Regions from separate parts of the Homo sapiens genome. Here region 2 is linked to region 1. The links are chromatin loops, found by intact Hi-C in ENCODE. Cell type or tissue: Calu3. All regions are shown on one strand. Each heading gives the region's core, and the rest is flanking DNA. Links, peaks and the distances in the headings are about the cores only.

Region 1 (6,676 bases), core at 2,302-4,801:
ATTACAATCGCAGGCTAGCAAATGACCCAGTCTACTCAACTGACCACCCGACAGAAAGCGCAGTTACACTAGGCTCTGCCGGAGCCAGAAGCCGGCAAAGACTCCACTGCAGGGTCCAGCTGTCTTACACACACTTGCACAGGCACGCTGGCAGAGCACAGCCACATCAAACAGATGAGTGCTCCTCCATCTCCCTGCTTCTTACGTTCACATTTGGCCACTAATCATTAATTCATCCACAAGAGTTTACTGGGAAGCTACCATGTACCAGGCCCTAAACCAGGGACTGATGAGCACAAACAGCTCCTCTACGCCCACACTGGCAAACGTTCAGGTGTTCACAGCTTCTGGTCGGCTGACGATGACTCACCTTGCTTTCCAGAGCTGTTTTATTTTCTTCATTGTTAGTATATAGTAATGGTTATCGTAGATGGGGACGCTCTGTCTGAACTTGATCTATTCTCCTGCATGATTAGTGGACACTCTTTGTTGCTTGGTGGAGAAAAAGCAGCCACAAAAGTCATGTCCTCATTTTGGTCCTCAGTTTCTTTCCTTTTCTTTTTCTTTCTTTTTTTTTTTTTTTTTTTTTTTTTTTTTTTGAGACAGGGTCTGGCTCTATTGCCCAGGCTAGAGTACAGTGGTGCAATCACAGCTCACTGCAGCCTAGACCTCCTGGGCTCAATCTACCCTCCCATCTCAACCTCCTGAGTAGCTAGGACTACAGGTGTGTGCCACCGTGGCCAGCTAATTTTTGGGTGTTTTTTTTTTTTTTTTTTTTTGTAGAGATGGGGTTTTGCCATGTTGCCCAGACTGGTCTTAAATTCCTGGGCTCAAGTGATCCGCCAGCCTCGGCCTCCCAAACTCCTGGGATTACAAGTGTGACCCACCGTGCCCAGCCAGTCCTCAATTTATCTGTATTATGGCTGAGCACACCAGGTGGTCAACAAAGCCAGCACCTGGCAGCAAGAGTAGGCTAAACTCCTGCGCAGTCTTGATTCAGCAGTTTTGAAGCCATTCCTTGCAGTTCTTTGCTCAGGGGCCTCCCTCCAATCCACTCGGAGACTCACATTGAGTAGGATACAGAAATCACTGCACATGGCGCTCCTCCCCACTGAATGCTTCATTATAACCCAACAGGAAAGAAGTTTAAACTAAACAAATGCTCTCTTTCCTTTTCTTCCCCCACCCATCAGTCTCTGTCATCTTGATAGAGAAAATATGGCTGTTAATAGCCTGCAGTGGAACAAACATTTGCATGACTGTTACCTCAGAGCCCATAATTCTGAGCTAATTGGCTGATGGTGCTTAAAATGATTAAGTGATTGTAATTTATATGATTAACCAATTAAACCATCCTCCAGTGATTGGTTCAGGGTAGGCCTTGAGATGTGCGCTTGTCTCTCAGCATGAAGGCCAACGCCGCCGTACAGTATTAAATGTTCTTCCAAATGCTGAGTTGTTCCTCTGACCAGCAGGTAAAATCCTTTACACTGGGTGGTTAAATTTGATCATGTTCAGTGAATGGCTACCAAAAACTCAGTGACTGGCATAAAAGTGGGAGACAGGGCAATGATTCTTTAAGAATAACATAAAGGGACAAAGTGGCTGTGTTGTTTCCTAGAACCACGGTTGTTAGTTGAAAATAGCCCAATTCCATAAAAGTGAAAGACACAGTTAAGACTGAAAACTTGGGAACCATGTTGTTCCATTCCAGCCCTGGGCTGGGCCACTTAGCAGCTGTGTTGTGTGATCAGGTTATCGAACCCCTTGAAGCCTGTGGATTCCTCTCCTATGAAACAATACTCTTACTTACCTCTTAGGATTATTAGAAAGATCAAGTAAGGCTATGCATATTATAATCCCAATAAATATTAGTGGCCGTTATTGTTGTTCATTTTGTTATGACTCTATTGCTCCACTGGAATATAAGCTCCAAAGACATCCTCACTTTTCTATTCCTGGTGATCAGGAAGGCGCCTGGCACATAACAGGGACTCAAAAATATGTGTGGATGATTGAAATGATCATAGTGAACACAGAGCATTAAACTCACACTGGGCACTGTTCAAAATGCTTTACATTCATGAACATGGGCAATCCTTGCAACACGTCCATGACAAGGAGGTACTGTTGTTACCCTCTGCATTTTAGAGGTTAGGAAACTAAGGTAGTGAGAGGTAAATTAATTTGCCCAAGTTCCCACTACATGTGGGAGGTGGATTTGAATTGAGGCCTACATTATGGCACCTTTGTAACTAATAAGTAGGAGGATGTTTAGACATGTCCCACTATCCAAAGTAAAATGTCATTGCCAAATGGGAATAAGAAAAGAAAATGTTTTGGTTCCTTGCATTTGGTAGAAGAAACAAACTGGGTTAAGTTGCCAGTGATGAATTTCAGGGACTTGTCAAATTTGGCGAATGAAATAAGGAAGAACTAACTTGAGTTCTCAGAACCAACCAGACAGGTAGGCCGAAAGCAGAAATTGAACATATTATTTGTTAATTTGTTAGGTAAACTCCATTTCACTGTAATCCACGTAGGGCTTCCCCTACCACTGTGCCTGCTACCAGCAGCCATGTTACTTTCCCCGTGCCCCAGGCTAAACATACCACCTTCTTCCCGAGACTTCCCCAGCTCTTTAACCACTGAGAGATCTGGAAAGCCCAGCTGGTGGCTAGTTTGTTCAAAAGCATAAAGAGAGGCAAGTAACTGGCATCCCCATTCTGGAAGTTGTGGCCAACATACCAAAGGCAGGATCTCGTGGGTATCTCTCTCCCAGGCCTCTTCTAGTCATTAAATGTCAGCACAATAAAGATAGCAAGTGTTCTGCTTCCATTTACAGCATAATGTGCAGTTGTGCCATGGGTACTACCAGGGATGAGAGGTATTATACTGCTGCTGCTACCTACTGCAATAAACATGGGTGTGAGGCCAGCTGGAATTTCCCCAACAGAACTGAACACTTTATCAGTTCAATAGCATCTGACTCGATCCACTTTCCTTTTTCATTCTACAACTCCCCTTCCTTTTCTCCCCTTTCATCCTGGCCAGGATTTATCTCTTTCTCCTCCCTCTTGTCTTCCTTCCTTTCCTCTCTCTCTCTCTTTCTTCCTTACCCATTTCTTAAACATGAATGCTTAATCTACCTATTTTCTTTCTTTCTTTCTTTTTTTTAAATAGAGACAGGGTTTCACTTTGTTGCCCAGGCTGGAGTGCAGTGGCACGATCATGGCTCGCTGCAGCCTTGAACTCTTGGGCTTGAGGGATCCTCCAGGCTCAGCTTCTTAAGTAGCTGGGACTATAGATGTGCACCACGGTTCCTGGCTTCTACCTATTTTCATGGGACAAACTATAGTTCATTTTGATGAATATGGCCATTCAGAAGTGATTGGAGTATGCATGCTATGGAAGTTGAAATTTTTATTGTTAACCTAAAATTAATTCCACTTTCTTTCAACATGGATTCTTAGTGTTATGTTAGTGTGACTTTACCTAGGTTCTTTTTTTTTTAACTTTATTTTCTCTTACAAAATTAATATATGTTCATATTAGAAATGTTATGAAATACAGAAAAAGAAAAAATAAAAATCGCTCTGGCATATCTCCTAATCTTTATTCTTCCCTTAAATCCTCCTAAACTAAAAAATGAAAAAAAAATTTTTTTAAACCTGAAAGATTGTGCTCCATGTGCATGTGTGTGCATAAGAGGAAGGACAGGTTTTGGAGAAAGGCCCTTTGTGATTCACTGGGCTTGAAGAAATATATCAAGATATTTGACAAGTTTAAATTATGACTGGGTTCCCACAATACTGACCTCTGGATCCCTGATCTTTCCCAGTGTTTAGGGAAACCATTTGCTGGCTATGGCTCAGGAGAGAGAGAAACCCAAGCTGTGGACTTGGCAGGTCAAAGCTATTCAATTCATCTCTAAATCTTTACAAATCCAAGAAATTCCCTGAAGTCATCATTTACTCTAAACTTGTCCATTGCTTTTTGTAAAGGAGAGGAAAGAACCTTGCTTTGGTTAAACATCAGCTCCTATGAAACCAAGCGTTGAAAGGGGGCAGAGTCCATAATTGATTTTCTGACAGGTTATAAAATATTAAAAGATGGGAAAGTTTTAAAACTAATTTTTAGGTATCCATCTGAAGCCATGTCCAGTTGGCCCGCAGGATCAATGAAACAACATTATAGAGAAATGCTGAACTCATACTCTCCTAGTTAATCTATATTTCAAAGATGAGATTGAGCTCTTAAATGACCTACACACAGAGTGAGCTGATTCCCAGTTTAAGCCTCCCATTTGGAACCTTGGTTGCAAAGATTAACTATTTCAAGGCAATGAAAGTCAACACACCCCTGCAGTCTTGGCATGGTGGGAAGGTGGGAGAGAATTCAGACAAACCATGGAAAACAGGGCAAGTAAAGACCAACTGGGTCTTAATGATGATATAATGTCGACTTCTTGGGATGATTTTTGGCTTTTTATTTTATATATTGTGGTGTACTTCTTGCTTTGCAGGAGACATGGGACACAGCCTTTATCTATTCCTGGAGGTCCCCTCAAGCGTAGCATCTAGCCCATTTGAACTGACTGCTAAAATAAAATTACATATGCTGAGTGGCTTATATACAACAGAAATTTATTTCTCACAGTTCCCACAGACCTTGAAGTCCACATTGAAGGCAGATTGAGTGTCTGGTGAGGGCTTGCTTACGGCTCCTGGGTGGGACCTTCTTGCTATGTCCTCGCATGGAAAAGGAACACTCTGGTTGCTTCAGCCACTTGTAAGGGCTCTAATCCCATTCTTGAGGGGTCCACCTTCATGACCAAACCACCTCCTCAAACCTCATCTAATACCATTACATTGGGGAGTAGCTTTCAACACATGAATTTTGCAGGAATATGTTCAGTCCATAGCAGGTGGCATTATGGAAATTTGTCTGACCTTATGTGCAAATAAAGTCTATCCTAACAAGGGTGGGAGTGTCTTTTAGTTTCTTTAGCTCCATCTCCACGAGGAAGTCTTACCCGAGGAGCACAGGAATTCAGGAAGTAGCAGGGTTTCAGGCACAGGATATGAATCAGGGATATGACCTTAGGACTTCCAGTTCTGTCTTGACCACTATCGTCAAGTGGCCTTGAAGCAAAGGGGAAAATTCTGGACTGAGGTAAATTTGGATGGGGATACCATCTAAGCATTTCTGGAAACTATCTCTTTTTCTTCTCTCTCAGGCTGGGCCTACCTAGAATGCATTCTACCTTGTCAACGTCCTGACCCTCTCAGAAGGTTCTCCAGTAGTTTCTAAATCAGCCTTCCCTGTGGTTTCTGGCCATCGCTCATTGACCTCTCCATGACTTTGGGGACTCCTCACACTTGGGCCCAGTATTTAGATGCTCTTTCCTCCTCTTCCCATAACCCCCCACCTCTACTCCCTCATTTCATGCTCCCCTCCCTCCCCATCCCCAGGACCATAAGCTCCTTGAAAGCAGGGATTGGGCCTAGCTCAGTTCTACTCCCAAAACCGAGTACAACTCCTGGCACCATGACCCTCTGACTATGTTTGGTCATTTATTTTCTTTTCTAGCTCCCTATCTAGAGTGTAAGCTTGGCAAAGGCAGATCTTGCCAGATTTGTTCACCTCTCTCTCCCGGGGTCTAGAAGAGTGCCTGGCGCATAGCAGATCCTCAGCACACACTTACTGATGGAAGAACAGGCCAGCTGAGGCACAATGCACAGCAGATGTGTGAGCGGGGTACTATGGGGATGTAGTTCCAGAAGCCATTTGTTTTTAAAGGCTTGAAAGGAATGTTGAGAAAGACTTAGCTGAAGAGTTGGAACTGGATCTGAACTTTAAAGGCTCAGTGAGCCTCTGTGGCTTAAAGGTGAGGAACTGCACAATAGCCAAGATTTGGAAGCAACCTAAGTGTCCATCAGCAGATGAATGGAGAAAGAAAATGTGGTACATGCAGAATGGAGTACTATCCAGCCATAAAAAAGAATGAGATCCTGTCATTCGCAACAACTTGGATGGAACTGGAGGTCATTACATTAAGTGAAATAAGCCAGGCACAGAAAGACAAACATCATATGTTCTCACTTATTTGTGGGATCTAAAAGTCAAATCAATTGAGCCCATGGAGACTGAGAATGAAAGGATGGCTACCAGAGGCTGGAAGGGATAGTGGGGAGTTAGGGGGAGGTGGGGATGGTTAATGGGTACAAAAAATAGAATGAATGAATAAGGCCTTGTATTTGATAGCACAACAGCGTGGCTACAGTCAATAATAATTTAATTGTACATTTAAAAATAACTAAAAGAGTATAATTGGATTGTTTGTAACACAAAGTATAAATCCTTGAGGTGATGAATACCCCATTTACTCTGATGTGATTATTACATGCTACATGCCTGTATCAAAACATCTCATGTACCCCATAAATATATATACCTACTATGTACTCACAAAAATTAATTTTTAAAAAGTCAGGGCCGGGCGCGGTAGCTCACGCTTGTAATCCCAGCACCTTGGGAGGCCGAGGCGGGCAGATCACGAGGTCAGGAGATCGAGACCACGGTGAAACCCCGTCTCTACTAAAAATACAAAAAAGTAACCGGGCGTGGTGGCGGGCGCCTGTAGTCCCAGCTACTTGGAGAGGCTGAGGCAGGA
Region 2 (6,676 bases), core at 1,893-4,392, 73 kb after region 1:
AGTCATAAAAGTCTAGTTTCCAGGGGAAGAAATACAGACGCACCTATCAATAGGAGAAGGGTCAAAGAATTTGTGGATATATTTTAAAACCAGCGCACTAAGGAATTAGAATTGACAGGGCTTAGTGATTGATTGGATTTGGGGAGTAAAGCACACAGAGTGGAAGATGACTCAAAAATTGGTGACCTGGGCCAGTGGATGTGTAATTAACCAAGGTATGGAACTCAGGAGGAGGAACAGGTTTGATGAGAACAAGGTAGGTTCAGGATATGTCTAAGCAAAGATGACCAGCAAGGCAGTTAGAAAGTTATGTCTGGACCCAGGGAGAAAGTTGGGGGACTGAAAGGCTGTGTAGAGAAGCTTAGCCTTGACTATCCCAGGGAGAGTGTGTAGATCAAGAATAGAAGTCTGTGGACCGAGGGAATTAAATTTTGAGATTATCTGAGTATCTGCAACCACTCCATAGATTATATCTACCCCAAGCAGATATAAATGTGACTGACTCCACAGGGCATGTCCTTAGTGGTGAGTGGATACTGAGTGGGGCTGGCAGCTGGGGGGCCATCGTGAGGGTGGTAGAAAAAGACTGGACCAGGGTTGTGGGATCCCAAGGTCATGGTCATGTTCTTTCCCTACCGCACCTCCTCCCTGCTGTGTGCTTCCTTGTCATAGATGGACTCCATTCAGTTCCCACTTACCAGCTGCCCCCCTCTCCAACCCTTGGTTCCCTTTAATTTTGTGCGTTTTCTCCAGCTTGGGCGTAAGCCACTGTCCTTCCTCTACCCCCATTTCTTTCCCTTTCTCTTCCCTTCTGAATTCCAGGGCTTCCCCCACCCGTGATTATCTCCCTTCTCCTGTGCTAAGGTCTGGACTGAGATTGATTCTCAGCTATGCCCATCTGACAGACGGAGACAGACCACTTGTCCATACAGTATGGCATTTCCCAAGCCATTCCTACTGGCTTGCACTATCTTTTTACATTCAAATATCCACTTCTCCCTACTAAAAAAGCAAAAAAAAAAAAAAAAGCTCTGCTAGATTCCTTTTGACTTTTATTATTCTATTCTCAAATATTTGGGACCTAATCACTTAGACTTCAATTGAATTTGACTTTTCCAGATTTTCATCAAATCACTTGATATTTTCTATCTAACACTGAACCCTGTATTTTTAAAAGCCACATCACCTGGCTCCTGGATCTTAGTGACATTCTAAAGATTCACTTGAAAACAGAGTTTTTTCAGCACAAATGTGAACTCATTTGATTCTGTTAGTCACCCTACAAAGGAGACAGGTAAAATGGGTATTATCATTATTCCCATTTCTACTGATGAAGAAATGGAGGCTATGACAATTCAAGTCACCTGTCCCAAAACATACTGCTGGTAAAGGAAGTAGCCCAAATTTATACCCAGGTCTCCTGTAACACCATGACACACCACACTGCTTCTCAAAGGCCTATTACAGATGACATCCATTATAGTGAAACATTTGGAATAACTTTTAGGTGACACTTATTTGTAATGGAAATAGATATTCTAAAGAATCAATACTAAATCAGGATATCAAATAGATGGCATTATAATCTTGGTCCCACTGAAGGTATTCATCTGTAGGTTTTATTATTATTATTATTTTGAATTTAGGAACATTGACACCTTTATTATAATAACTTTTTTAGGATGACTGGGTTTTGGGGCATTTCTCTGAAATAGCACCTTATTAATCATGAATGGAGTCTTGATTTTTATTTTAATCATGTGCCCAGACATGGAGGGAAAAACGGAGAAACTTCCAGATTCTTGAGGCCAACTTTTTATCCCGTTATTAGAACTCCTTTCTCGTGAGGCATCGTAAGGCAGAAAGAGGACTCTCCTGGCTGCGAAGTGAGACAGAAGGACTCAAGCCACTTCACTTGAGGCCTTTCCTAGTCCTACCTTCGTTTAAACACACACACTCACAACCTCTTTTGATTTACACTGCTGTAGCCCAACTGTTTGGGAAAGCTGATGTTGTGGAATCCCTAAGTCATCTGTGACCTAGGTCACTAAAGACAGGAGCAATTTAGTAAAAGTATTAATTGAAAGTCTCCTGACAAGCCCTGCTCCTTCAGATAAAGTTACACATCAAACCCACACAGGCCGCCAGGCTATTCTGAGCAGGCTGAGATTTTCAATATCTCATAAACAGGCCCTTCAATCACTACAATCTAATAAGGCTATAATCATCATTGACACTATAATGATTAAAATGAATAAAACCCATTAAGAAAAGTCATGTTGAGTTATTAAAAGTTTCGCTCTGTGTGATATGTAATCTTTTATCCATTTTTTATGATGAAATCTGTAACCATCTATCCACGAAAGACCATTAATTTACTGCTCTGTGGATGTTACCATGCTCTTTAGTTTAACAGCTTATCATTGATTTCTTGAGGGAGATATTACATTTGGAGAAATACACATGGAACAAAAGCCCGAATGTTGCTCTAAATTTCCCACTGACAGAATGATCAAAGTATTTGGGTCTGGTCTGCAGCTCGGGGCTAGGGAACAAGTTTTCTAGAGCAGAGCAAGCCCTCTGGCTACCAGGCAGCAGATACATGTTTTCAGGCATCACAAATGCTTCTAAGGAAAGGTCATGTGCACCATGGCGGGAGGGGGGGAACAATAAAATGTCCATTAACCGGAGCCTAGTTAACTGGCTTATTGGCATCTATTAGAAACAAATTGCAAACAAAACTGATCCTATTATAAACTTCTCCTCCTCCCGTCGGTCAAGGGCAGTCTCTGATTGGTTCAGAAGAGGCCCCAACAAATACAGCGTTGTCAGATGGCTCCTTTATTTGCAAGGAGAAGATTGGGTTTCTGCCAGCAGCAGTCTCCAGCCCTGACTAGCAGAGAACTTACAGAGTTGGGAGGGATACGTGGCCCCGTCCCACAGAAACAGCACTGGAAAGGTGACTAATGTACTCCGGCCCGCATTCTTTCAACAGGGACTTTTTCCCCTAAGCAAACAGCAATAAAAAAATCTGAATAGAAGAATGTGGACACAGTGCTGAGCTAAGTGGTGGGGGAGCCCGATTCTTAATGTGTACTTTTTCTTATAAAAAAAACTCTGCTTCAATATCTTTACTGCTCATCTCCTGTTTAATCTTATTAACAGTAAAACCTAAAAAGATTCTGTGAAGCCAAGAAGAGGGTGTTGTCTTTAAAGGCATTCTTCATTTTTCCTGAAATGATTAATAAATCTATTTGCTAGCCTTCTTCGGCTGCCTCTCACTGAACAGACTTGCCAGTGTTTTCCAGCAGGTAAGGACAACACCCACACCACAAGGCAAAAATGGTGGGCTTATGTTTTATCAGATTTCCTTATTTTCCAGATTTGCTTCCATCATTGAGGTCCTGCTGGGTTTGGGGGGGCTTTTTTTCCACCTTATCTAAATAATATTAGGTTATAAACGTCATTCATAACATACTATCTCTTTTACTAAGGGAAGCCTGTTTTTACCAAAATAATCAAATATTCTTTATAATCCTCCCCTTTAAAAGAAAATAGAAAATTCCATTTGTAAGGTTTAAGTATAGTTCAAAGCGCAGCTAACAGACATCGATTTTTTTCAATCTTTGGAGAGTTAATTTAAGCCTACAACATTCCATCATGTAAGACAAAATGGTTGCTAAATGAAATTAAAAGGCAAATCCTCCAAGAATAAAAAGGAAATCGTTCTTTATATAATACATCATTAACCTGTGGAAATAACTGCTTCGGGGCATGATTGAGGCTAACAGCTTAGTAAAAATGTGTAAATGATGTAATACTTCTACAGATAAGAATGGCATTAGCGATTGTGAATTCTAAGAATGTTCACTTTCTGTGCACACACTCGTACCACAGTTGGAGTCGGGAGGACACTTCACAGGCCATTGCCATGCTTCTGCAATTGTTGGTGACACATAAACAGAGCGGTATCCCGTGTACGTACAATTAATGTTTTCTGCTGTTCTCATACCTTCATCTCACTTTTAACTATATTGATATCAACTGTGGTTCAAAGTGAAAATGGAATTGGGTAAATTATTTGTCCATTTCCATGAGGCAAGCCTTTATTTCCCCTCAATTTTTGGGAGGAGGGGATCAAGATGAAATGCACTATAAATGGTCATATGACTATGTCTAAAGACCCTTAAGAGAATTACAAAATTACTTAAGCATTCTGATCAAAAAGGACTGATATCTCGAAGAAAATTGTGCATGTGTGTGTATCTGTATATAACATAAAGTAAAATAAATAAGCCAGAGTGGGAGATAAGGAAATTCAGTACATCAAAGAAGGCTCCTTTTAGTCTATCTTCAGAGAAGGTGAAATTGACTGTTAAAATACCTATAAAAAATTTTAAAGACATTCCTGAATTTTAATTTATCATCATGGTATTAAAAATATAGCTCTTTCTAACCACGGAGGCACTGAAGATTTTGTGACATGAAAGTTTTCCTGGTGTTAATTTGAGCCTTTAATTAATTATAACCTTTTAGAAGGGGGCTGTATAACTGCCACAAAAAAAAAGGTTACATAGAGATGATGAAAAAATAAGACTCATTGCAGATTTTTAGTGAAGCTGCGCATTGGTGAGCTGTGGTTCTCAAGTGATGAGTCAGCACTTCTGTGATTGCAGGTGGAAAGAGCAATAAAATCTTGCTGAGTTTAGTTATTGAAATTATATGGTTTCATAAATAGTATAATGTTGTTCTCAGCAGGTAAATTTTATATTTTAATGACATCTGTATTATAACACATACAAATTCTCAAGCTCAAGGTCAACAGAGCCTTCTTCAATATGAGCAGCTGGAGCCCAGCACTGAGGCTGGAAATGAATAATTCAAGCTCTGAAGTGCTGAGGGCGTGGGAAGAGAAACTGAGATCACAGTAACTTATTAATTAGGAAAAAAGATATTTTCCTGGTAGGCCATTTGGAGGTATAGGAAATATGCAGGTGTGAGTGAGTGAGAATGTTGTATAGATGACTAAGCTTTCTAATGAGGTAACAGAACTGAGTGAAGATTTTGCTATAATGAAGAGGCAAGCCTGCTGTAGAAATGAAGCGCTTTGGATTTCAGCTTTAACTATGTTAAAATACAAGTCAAGTGCTCCTTAATTAGAACCAATATACTCCTGTTCACCTGATCACCTTTAAGCCCAGGTAACCACATTTGCACATCTAAACTCCCTCCTGAACTTATTAACTTAAAAAAAAAATGCCTGAAGAGACTAACTTTGTTTGGGTTGTTACTAAATCAGCTTTGTTTCATTGAAAAGCCTGCTCATTAGCTGTAATCCTTCCAGCTGTTTTCCCTTAGAGCCTCTGCAGGTCTACTGCCAAGACTGGTGTGGAGATTTTTGCTTGGATAAATGGCACATTATTGCTCCTCTTTCAAAACATCTCTATACCACAGGGTGACTATAGTTAATAACAATGTACTATACACTTGAAAATTGGAAAGAGAATAGATTTTAAGTGTTCTCACCACAAATAAATAAGTATGTGAAGCCATGGATATGTTAATCGGCTTGATTTAGCCATTCCACAATGTATACATATTTTGAATGTCATGTTGCACACCATAAATGCATACAACTTTTATTTACCAATTAAAATTCATTAATTTAATTAAATCTCCCTCATGTATGAACCACTTAGTAATTTACAACGCACTTTCCTTTGCATCACATTGTATTGAATCCTCACAGCAAATTCTGAGGTAGACAAATCTCTATTTTACAGATGATAAAACTAAGATCCAGAAAAGCTGATTCATTACTTAAGGTCAAACAGGTAATCGTTGAAGTCCAGGAACACATTTAGGTCTTCTCTCTCCAAATCTGCCTCTCTCCTTACCATACCAAACTTCACAGTAGCAATGTTGAACACTGCGTGATGCTCAGTAACCATTTTAAAGTCATAACACAGTAGTTTGTCATTGCTAAACCTTTTATGGGTTGTGTTTCTTTAGACATTACAGAAAGTGTTTTAAGAGCCGCTGCTCGTTTACTCTGGTTATCCCAAGACAAACAGTGTGGGCGATGGAAGCTAACCTGACTGGTGGTCTGCCCAATAGTTATCCCCTCTGCCTTTCTTTCCTGAGAGAGCCCTGATTTTGTTTGGAGACCTCCCTTTCTCTATGTCATTCATAGTAAAGCCTGAATAGACCAAGCTAAGCAAGGTAATGCTGTCTTCTATCAGTGACTGGTTTAGGAAGGAGGCTGCAACACAATTCTGGCCAGTGAAATGCAAGAGAGACTACCAGAGGCCTTCTCAGGAAAGTTTCCTTAGTTTTAAAGAGAAGCACATTACGAAACATTCCCTCTTCTTCTTCTTCTTCTTCTTTTTTTTTTTTTTTTTTTTTGAGACGGAGTCTTGCTCTGTTGCCCAGGCTGGAGTGCAGCGGCATGATCTTGGCTCACTACAACCTCCGCCTCCCAGGTTCAAGTGATTCTCCTGCCTCAGCCTCCCGAGTAGCTGGGATTACAGGCACACGCCACCATGCCCAACTATTTTTTCTATTTTTAGGAGAGATGGGGTTTCACCAGGTTGGCCAGGCTGGTCTTGAACTCCTGACCTTAAGTGATCCGCCTGCCTCAGCCTCCCAAAGTGCTGGGATTACAGGCGTGAGCCAT

Evidence for each region. Hi-C counts contacts between places; a loop is a spot of excess contacts. Peaks named below come from ENCODE experiments on the same cell type or tissue, not always from the same donor. Only the 100,000 strongest peaks of a DNase experiment are listed, where the experiment ranks them.
Region 2: it touches region 1 in a loop (4-fold over the local background); 2 of 110 quality-filtered maps call a loop at or near these places.

What each region holds. Positions count from the first base shown.
Region 1 is chr7:27,417,137-27,423,812 of GRCh38, reverse strand. No RefSeq gene overlaps it. Among named protein-coding and RNA genes, the nearest start is that of EVX1-AS, 170 kb to the right of the region's middle. In Calu3, for the core only: no CTCF peak of the experiment used is centred there; a DNase peak (open chromatin) is centred at 3,832.
Region 2 is chr7:27,343,345-27,350,020 of GRCh38, reverse strand. LOC107986733 (a long non-coding RNA gene) reads left to right here and starts at 3,251. Exons shown (of 3, transcript XR_001745009.1): 1 at 3,251-3,311. In Calu3, for the core only: no CTCF peak of the experiment used is centred there; a DNase peak (open chromatin) is centred at 2,910.